2 separate regions of the Homo sapiens genome follow, and region 1 is linked to region 2. The links are chromatin loops, found by intact Hi-C in ENCODE. Cell type or tissue: endothelial cell of umbilical vein. All regions are shown on one strand. Links, peaks and the distances in the headings refer to the core of each region. The heading gives the core; the rest is flanking DNA.

The links. Hi-C counts contacts between places; a loop is a spot of excess contacts. Peaks named below come from ENCODE experiments on the same cell type or tissue, not always from the same donor. Only the 100,000 strongest peaks of a DNase experiment are listed, where the experiment ranks them.
Region 1: a loop joins it to region 2, with 11 times the contacts of the local background. A loop is called at or near these places in 30 of 110 quality-filtered maps.

Annotation. Positions count from the first base shown.
Region 1 is chr10:93,510,236-93,512,735 of GRCh38, reverse strand. All of the region lies in intron 4 of CEP55 (centrosomal protein 55), which reads right to left. It also overlaps the pseudogene RNA5SP323. Among named protein-coding and RNA genes, the nearest start is that of CEP55, 15 kb to the right of the region's middle. RefSeq lists a silencer at 1,090-1,384. In endothelial cell of umbilical vein, for the core only: no CTCF peak of the experiment used is centred there; a DNase peak (open chromatin) is centred at 1,255.
Region 2 is chr10:93,373,089-93,379,807 of GRCh38, reverse strand. MYOF (myoferlin) reads left to right here. Exons shown (of 54, transcript NM_013451.4): 22 at 2,379-2,485; 23 at 4,853-5,045. Among named protein-coding and RNA genes, the nearest start is that of MYOF, 110 kb to the left of the region's middle. In endothelial cell of umbilical vein, for the core only: a CTCF peak has its summit at 3,247 (motif pointing left); DNase peaks (open chromatin) are centred at 2,667 and 3,227; H3K27ac peaks cover 899 bases.

The DNA.
Region 1 (2,500 bases), core at 1-2,500, 130 kb before region 2:
CCCAGGATCAGATTTAAATTTACTTGATAAGAGAGGAAGCACTGTATGACTCACAATGCACATGTATATCCAAATACCTATAAATTATAGTGTGTTAGATACTAAAGATACCTAATTTTATACTAAATTTTACATTTGTCCACATTTAAGTAGTATTTTAATACAAATAATTTAAGTCAAAATTAAATGGTCATGAAATTTTTTTTTTTTTTTTTTTTTTTGAGACGGAGTTTCACTCTTGTTGCCCAGGCTGGAGTGCAATGGTGCCATCTTGGCTCACTGCAACCTCCACCTCCCGGGTTCAAGCGATTCTCTTGCCTCAGCCTCCCGAGTAGCTGGGATTACAGGCATGCGCCACCACACCCAGCTAATTTTGTATTTTTAGTAGAGATGGGGTTTCACCATGTTGGTCTCAACTCCTGACCTCAGGTGATCTGCCCGCCTTGGCCTCCCAAAGTGCTGGGATTGCAGGCATGAGCCACTGAGCCCGGCCAATTTTTTTTTTTTTTGAAACGGAGTCTCGCTCTGTGGCCCCGGCTGGAATACAGTGGCATGATTTCAGCTCACTGGAAACTCTGCCTCCCGGGTTCCAGCAATTCTCCTGCCTCAGCCTCCCGAGTAGCTGGGATTACAGGCGTGTACCACCACGCCCAGCTTTTTTGTATTTTTATTAGAGACGGGGTATCACCATGTTGGCCCAGCTGGTCTCGAACTCCTGATCTCAGGTGATCTGCCCTTCTTGTCCTCCCAAAATGCTGGAATTACAGACGTGAGCCACTGCGCCAGCCCAATTTTATTTTATTTATTTTATTTTTCTTTTCTTTTAAAGGAACCAGCTGGGTGCAGTGGCTCACGCCTGTAATCCCAGCACTTTGGGAGGCCGAGGCGGGCATATCACAAGGTCAGGAGTTCGAGACCAGCCTGGCCAATATGGTGAAACCCCGTCTCTACTAAAAATACAAAACATTAGCCAGGTATGGTGGCGGGCGCCAGTGGTCCCAGCTACTCCGGACGCTGAGGCAAGAGAATCACTTGAGCCCAGGAGGTGGAGGTTGCAGTGAGTTGAGATTGTGCCACTGCACTCCAGCCTGGGCAACGGAGCGAAACTCCATCTCAAAAAAATAAATTAATTAATTAAAAAAAAAGGAACCATACATCACTTAAGTATGAGAAACAAAAATACATGTTAGTTGAAGATTCAAGGGGTAGTATTCTAAAAGGCCACATGATGGCGATGTTCCCTCAATAAACATTTCCTTATGCCACCTCTTCTCACTGTGTGCATCGGCTTTCTATCAGTATCAATACACGGAGTTGATAGCTATCATAAATATTGATTGTATTAGTTTTGAGTTTTTAGAGTCAAACATCATTGCATTAGATATGCCTTCCAGCTTTGTGTCATCTATACGTTTGTTAGGCATGCATTTAACAATTTCCTCCAAGTTACCAATAAAAATGTAGAACAAAAGTGGGCAAAATAACATGTCCTGTGGAGTCCGGGCATGGTGGCTCACGCCTGTAATCCCAGCACTTTGGGAGGCTGAGGCAGGCAGATCACGAGGTCAGGAGTTCAAGACCAGCCTGGCCAACATGGTGAAACCCCGTCTCTACTAAAAATAAAAAAAAATTAGCCAGGCGCAATGGCAGGTGCCTGTAATCCCAGCTACTCTGGAGGCTGAGGCAGAAGAATCGCTTGAACCAGGGAGGCAGAGGTTGCAGTGAGCTGAGACCGTGCCACTGCACTACAGCCTCGGCGACAGAGTGAGACTCTGTCTCAAAAAAAAAAAAAAAAAAAGTCCTGTGGAATGCTATAAAGGTCTTCGCCCAGGTTTGACAAGAATCCACTAAATATTCTGTAGACAAAAATTCCAACCAACGTAGATTAAAATGTTAGCCTATACTGGAGGAATAAAAAATGTGGGTCAATTGACAAAACTGCAGTAGGAATGGTAGATTATAGAAGTATTGTATCCATGTTAAATTTATTAAAGTTGCTATCTGTGCTATAGTTGTGGGCAAGAGTATCCTCGTTCTTAAGAAATACACATTGAAGTCTACGGCCATACCACCCTGAACGCGCCTGATCTTGGCTGATCTTGGAAGCTAAGCAGCGTTGAGTCTGTTTAGTACTTGGATGGGAGAACAAACACACATTGAAGTATATGGGTTTAAACGGCTGTGGATATGTACAATTCATTCTCAAATGGTTCAGAAAAAAATACTACATGTATATGTGTGTGGGTGAGGGTTGAAAGAGGAAAAACAGAGTGCAAAATGGGGTAACATGTTAACAACGGTTGAATTTTAGTAAAGGGGATATGGGCGTTATATGTTATTATATGTTATCATACTCATTCTTGTAACTTTTCTGTTAATTTGAATGTTTGCAGACAAAATAATTTTAAAACAATTATTATTTATCTTCCCTAAGTTCTATGCTTAAAATTCGGATATTTGAATTTAAGAGCAAGAAACGCCTATTAAAACTGTCTTTTGG
Region 2 (6,719 bases), core at 1,699-4,198:
AGGATGGAGGCCAGGCCACTATAACACAAGAAAGTGCTTAGTACAGTGATCAATAAGGTAAGAGCAATGTCTCTAGGAACAGTGGAGGTAGATGGTCCTAAGTTAGTATGGAGGTTCAGTGGTATTGGAGACCCAGGCTCTTACCCCCGGTTGCTCTGCCATCACTCAGGAGTTATCATTGTCTGCATGGTAGAGGCAGCTCACTACTACATCTGCCCTCCAGCCTGAGGGGAGGGCTGGTAAACAGTGGGGAGAAGATGACATAGGCCTTTCTCTTGAAGGGAAGGATGCAGAAGTCATACTCTTAATTTCTACTCACTTTCCACTGGCCAGAATCCAGTCATACAGCCACATGTGACTCCAACGAAGGTGGAAAATGTTAGTCTTATGCCTGGGCAGGCATATGCCCAGATAAAAATTTTCTTACTTTGGAAGAGGGGAGGATTAAAAAGGTAGGAGTGGGGTGGAACAGGAACTCATAGTTTCTGCCGTAATTTTTGTGTAGAGAGAATGGTTCATTCCAATAGCAATATGAAACTCTGAGAACTTTGCAGTGGAAATCTCCACTGCAGGAAGAGGTAGCTTTGAGGAACCAGTGTCTGACACATTCCACTCTTGCTGCAGACTAGAGGAACTTCTTTTGTTTGGAGGTTGGGGATTTCCTTGGGTGAAAACTGCATACATATGATATCTGTGATTATCTGTCTAGTTGACATTGGTCAACTAGATTGGTGAGGAGAAGGGGGATATGTCTGTGATATTTCTAATTAAGCAAAAATACTAAGTTACTTGGGCCAGGTGCAGTGGCTCACGCCAGTAATCCCAGCACTTTGGGATACCAAGGTGGGCAGATCATTTGAGATCAGGAGTTAGAGACCAGCCTGGCCAGCATGGTGAAACCCTGTCTCTACTAAAAATACAAAAGAAATTACCTGGGCATGGTGATGTGAGCCTATAATCCCAGCTACTAGGGTGGCTGAGACAGGAGAATCACTTGAACCCGGGAGACGGAGGTTGCAGTGAGCCAAGATGGCGCCATTGCACTCCAGCCTGGACAAATTGAGACTCTGTCTAAAAAGATAAATATATACATATATATATATATATATATATACACACACACACATACACACACACATATACACATATACTAAGTTACTCCTATCAGGTAGTGCTAAAATCCATCTGGCATTGGTGTTTTGATTTCAACATTATGTTAATATTAATTTTTTAAAGATCTAATCTCTACCAGGGCTGGACCAAAACATATGGGGTTTCAGGAGTATACTTGATCTAAAACTCGACGGCAAAATCTGAAATATCATTTTATGTTATAAAGGCAATCTGGGAGGATAACTATAGGTTTAAATTGACTTAATCATAACTGTCCTGAAAATAAAGTTGCAATTGATAGGCAATGTACATCTCAAAGGCATTTGTGGAGAATTAGTTGCACCTGTGTTCTAATTGTGTTTGAGATGCTCTTCAGCAATTTTCATCCTGGTTCTTCTTATCAGCTCTCTCCACTGACCAGGCTGCCTAATCTGGACAGGATGGTGGCTTTCCCTTTTCCCTGATTAGGACTTTTGACAGTCATGGTAGGCTCTTCCTCAACTTCTCTGTTGGCAGGTGCTCAATGGAATAGAACCATATGTTTTGAGCTTATCTTGTACTTTCTCTGCCCCAGTCCGTAAATCGCTATTTCTCCAAGCAGCTTTTTCCTTTGAGTGGGGAATAGCATTTTAGAAACAAAATCTGGGTATACAGTGCTCACTACTACTGAAATATCATTGCTTCTAGGCCTTCTCAGCAAACGAATTTGCACAGACACATGTATGTCTATTTATTTCTATATCTATCAATATATTAAAAGCTATGACTTCATAAAGATACTTCCAATTCCAGTCCAATACCACAAGGTTTATCCTAGTCCTCTGTATTTCTATGTCTCTAACTTTCTTCTCCAACAGTGAGAAATCTGGCCTTTGTTATCCTCAATATATTTACTCCTTGGTTCAATCCTAAAATCTGTAGATAAACCACTGTGAAAAATAAGCCTACTAATTAGAGTTCAATATGTTTATGGGTTTTTTTTTTCTGCCTTTTAACAAAGTGTACATAGTCAAAATACTGTGTTCCAAAAGTTACTTGGGTTAGTTTAGTGTAATTATGTTATTCATCTGAAATGTAATTAGATCTGTTTTATTTCTGGTTATATTCCACTTTAGGGTTCCCTCTCCTATCTTTGCTGGTTTCATTTTATTTGTTTTTTGAATATACAAAAATATTTACATGATTTCACAGGTTAAACTATATGAAAAGGTATAATGGCATAATGAACAATTATCAATTATTTCCTCTCTTTTCAAATTCTTCAGCAAACAAATATAGAAGCTCTAAAATCAGGGATACAAGGTAAAATTCCTGCAAACCAGCTGGCTGAATTGTGGCTGAAGCTGATAGATGAAGTTATAGAAGACACGAGGTACAGTGATCTTACGCCTATCTCAGAATTTTCATCCAGGCGCTCCTCCCTGAAATTCTAAGACTGTAAATCCTGTGGAATTGTTTCTAGTGTTTGTCTAAGAAGTGATTTTGAATTATTCAAACTTCGTAAAAAGTCCTCACTGGGAGGAGTGCCTGAATCACCACCAGGAAAAGCTCCACTTTCTGATTTGGTGCCAGTTCTCAAGTAGCCTAGGGAGGCTGAGGCCCCACTCCCAGAAGCACGTCCCAGGCAGCCTCAGGCAAGGGATGGGGAGCGGAGAAAGAAGCAAGCCTGAGCCTCTGCTTCTCATCAACCCAAGAATGACCCCCACCCTGGAGAAGGGTGACTTCTGGCTCCTACGGAGAATGGGATCTGGGAGTGGAGCATTGATTTTACCATTCAGAACAATATCTCTAATTCATAAACATATTTTTAGAAACAGCCCTTTTACTTGCTCTTTTACTGAATGCCTGATGAACACTGTGGCCAAGCCTCTGTTAGGCAAAACCAGTAGATTTGACTTGAACCAGCGGACCTTTCATAACTGATTCGGGGAAACAGCTCAGATCTTTTAGCATATGGAAATCAAAGGGGGAAGTGATTCGTTCCAAACTCATTTTAAATATTGGTTAATAAAGCAGTGGACAGGGAAGTTCCGAAAGAAAAGCATATTGAATGCTTTCCACAAGCAAAAAGGCCTTTATTCCCCACACTGGGCTAACACCCTAAGTCACCCTGTCTTCTTGTGCCTCCTAGTGGTAAAGCCAGGTAATTGAAACGCAACCAAAATCAAAGTACTGCTGGGGTGCTTGTTTAAGTTCTGAATGTTAGAGCTGGGTCCTAAGGGATCATGTCCTTCAGTCTCCTTATCTTGTAAATGAGAAAACAGAGGCCCAAAGAGGAGAAATGACATATCTGATGCCCAGAGCTGGGTTTGCCAACTCAGCCCCTCTTCCTGCCATGTATTTCACAGTAGACATCTATTTGTTCAAGGCCCCAAGTGTGACTTTTGAACTAACAGCTTCCAGATATCTTTTTGCCTCAAAGTCTCACTCTGGGGAATTAACCCTTCAAATACAATGCCGTAGTTATTTATGAAACCAAACAGAAACATTTGGTAATAACTTTCATGGAGAAATTGTCTGTGAATTTTAAGATTTGCAGAGCAAACCACAGTCATCTATTTATACTTCTGATATGAGCTGTTTTTGAGGAATCAAATTGGAATCTTTCTAAACTTTATGTAACAGGAAATTCAGTGTCTAAGGGAAGTTGTGCTAGGATTTTCTTCATTGAAGAAGCTAGGTGAAATTCAAGTGAGTGGAAATTCTAGGTAAGGACACTGTGAATCAGAGCTTCGTGAACCTGGTGGAAATCCTCACCCTGTGTCCCACCAGATGCCATGGTGGGAGGCAAGGCCTGGCAGCAGAAGGCTAATTCTGGCTCTAGCTCAGCCATTCTCAGGAACCCTTGGGGGTCTCATCACAACACATCCAAGTTCTCATATTGAATGGAGATTTGGCCTACATGGTTGGTTCATAAATCTTTCTGGAGTTCATGGGCCCCTTTGAGAATCTGATGAGATGATGGTGATAATAAAGATGACAACGAGATGATGATGAGGATGGCAACATTGTTTAGACGTTGCTATGCAACTATTCTAAATCCTTTCCATACAGCAACTCATTTCCTTCTCACAACAGCCCTAAAAAGCATGTCCCACATTTGAAAATAGGAGGACAAGGAAGTAAGTGACTGGTCAAGACAATAGAACTAGTAAAGAATGGAGCCACGATTAGTACCCAGGTTGTTGGCTCCAAAGCCTATGTTCATCATTACATCACACTACGTGTTGACACAGATAGACACAGTTTTCTTTATAAGTTCCAGAGTTTCACAGACCTTCGAGACCCACCCATAGATTGCTTAAAGGCCCAGGATTCCCTAAGTTAAGTATGCTTCAGCTAAATGGTCTCTAGCCTCCCTTCTTCTTCCATCATTTTGTGGTTCTGTAAAATGATTCTAGGAAGCAAAAGAAGGGAAAGCCAGTTTCTCTCAGCTGCCACTGTTTCCATCTTCTTTCCAGTGACTCCTTGGGCCGTAGGTTAAACCCTAAGGCCTAAAATGGCTTTGGGATTTTAATCTCCCTGTATTCCTTATGAACATCAAGAGACCGGCAGGTCTGCTCTGGCAATGCCAGATACACTCTACTCCAGCGTAAACCAGGCAGTGCTTGTAGATTCAGTTAGGAGGTTGATGTGGTTTGCAAGATGGAAATCCAACATAAATGTATTTGACAGTTCTGAAGCCTAAAATTAGGTTATTCTTCAAATCCTCTGTTTCTTTTTTTCTTCATTTTTCTAGATACACGTTGCCTCTCACAGAAGGAAAAGCCAACGTCACAGTTCTCGATACTCAGATCCGAAAGCTGCGGTCCAGGTCTCTCTCCCAAATACATGAGGCGGCTGTGAGGATGAGGTCGGAAGCCACAGATGTGAAGTCCACACTGGCAGAAATTGAGGACTGGCTTGATAAATTAATGCAGCTGACTGAAGAGGTAGGACTTTTAAACTACACAAACGTCACCTGATATGGAAGAAGGGCTCTGCGAAATGGCACCAAGAATAGGATGGTGGAAAGAGAATCTACTACATTATCTTGGATATTGAGCAGCTCTGACAGATTGTAAAAATCAGGGAGTAACTGGGCTGAGGATGCTAATGATGAATGTGATTGAAATCAGAGCAGGGGAAGAATTTTGAGTTGGTGATCTTGGAAATGTCTTCAAAAGTGGACAAATCATTATCATTTTCATGGTACTGTCGGAGAATATTTTGAATGGTCTTTGCAGTTCACAGGATTAAAATGTCAGCTTTGGCTGGGGTTGGGAAGACCTGAATTTGAACCTTGGTTCTACCATGTATAACATTGGGCAAGTTATTCAACCTCTCTGAGCCTCAGTTTCCCCATCTGTAAAATGGAGATAAACATAGCACTTACTAGTTAGCTTTGTTGTGTGAAGATTTTAAAAAGATGGTGGGTGTACAAATGTCCATGAATGATAGACTGGATTAAGAAAATGTGGCACATATACACCATGGACTACTATGCAGCCATAAAAAAGGATGAGTACATGTCCTTTGCAGGGACATGGATGAAGGTGGAAACCATCATTCTCAGCAAACTATCACAAGGACAGAAAACCAAACACCGCATGTTCTCACTCATAGGTGGGAACTGAACAATGAGAACATTTGGACACAGGGTGGGGAACATCACACACCGGGGCCTGTCAGCGGGATAGGGGGCTGGGGGAGGGATAGCATTAAGAGAAATACCTAACGTAAATGATGAGTTGATGGGTGCAGCAAACCAACATGGCACATGTATACCTATGTAACAAACCTGCACATTGTGCACATGTACCCTAGAACTTAAAGTATAAAAAAAAATGGTAGGTGTAAAGGGCTTAGCACAGTTGAGGGCATACAGTAAGTGCTGGATAAATGCTGGCCTCCACTAACTTCGGTGGACTAGAAGAATGAGGAAGTAAGGAGACGACTCCTCCTGTCTCTCAGAAATCAGAGGGTTGGGTAGGTAGTCATATATTTGTGGGTAGAAATACGCTTGAAAAAGCACACAGGATTATAGGTAATTTCATTTTCTACTTTGTATGCTTTGGTACTTTCACAGTGTTCTATAGTGGACTTAGGCAGTTTTTTTATACCACTGTGTGCCAATAGGGACATTTGCATATCCAGCTCTGGAAGCTGGATTATCTTCTTTATAATAAAAAAAGAGGTTTTTGAAAACAAAATTAATATTTCAGATTTGACAAATATTGGATGGTGAGCCAGAGACTCTTTATCCTGTAAAATATATGCAATCTGTAACCTTTTGACTGCTGCTGGTGGCTTTCTTCAAATGATGCTTGAGATAAGATGGAATATTTTCTAAGATACCTCCCAGAGAAGAGTAGGAGGGACTTTTGCTAGGTGAAGCTGCGCCTCTGCTTCTCGCCCTTCCCTTTGGCCAGCCACAGTCTGCCTCCCAGCCCTGCAAACTCACAGTGCGGTCCTAGAAGATGGGAGCTCAGGAATTTGAGACAGAGCCCTAACCACAGCGTTTCTTTGCTAAATGAATCCCTGAGGGTCCAGCCTGCAGGGTCTTCGGTCCCTCTCCATTTAGACTAACCATGGCTGTGCTTCCTCTTCCATCCAATCCTCATGAC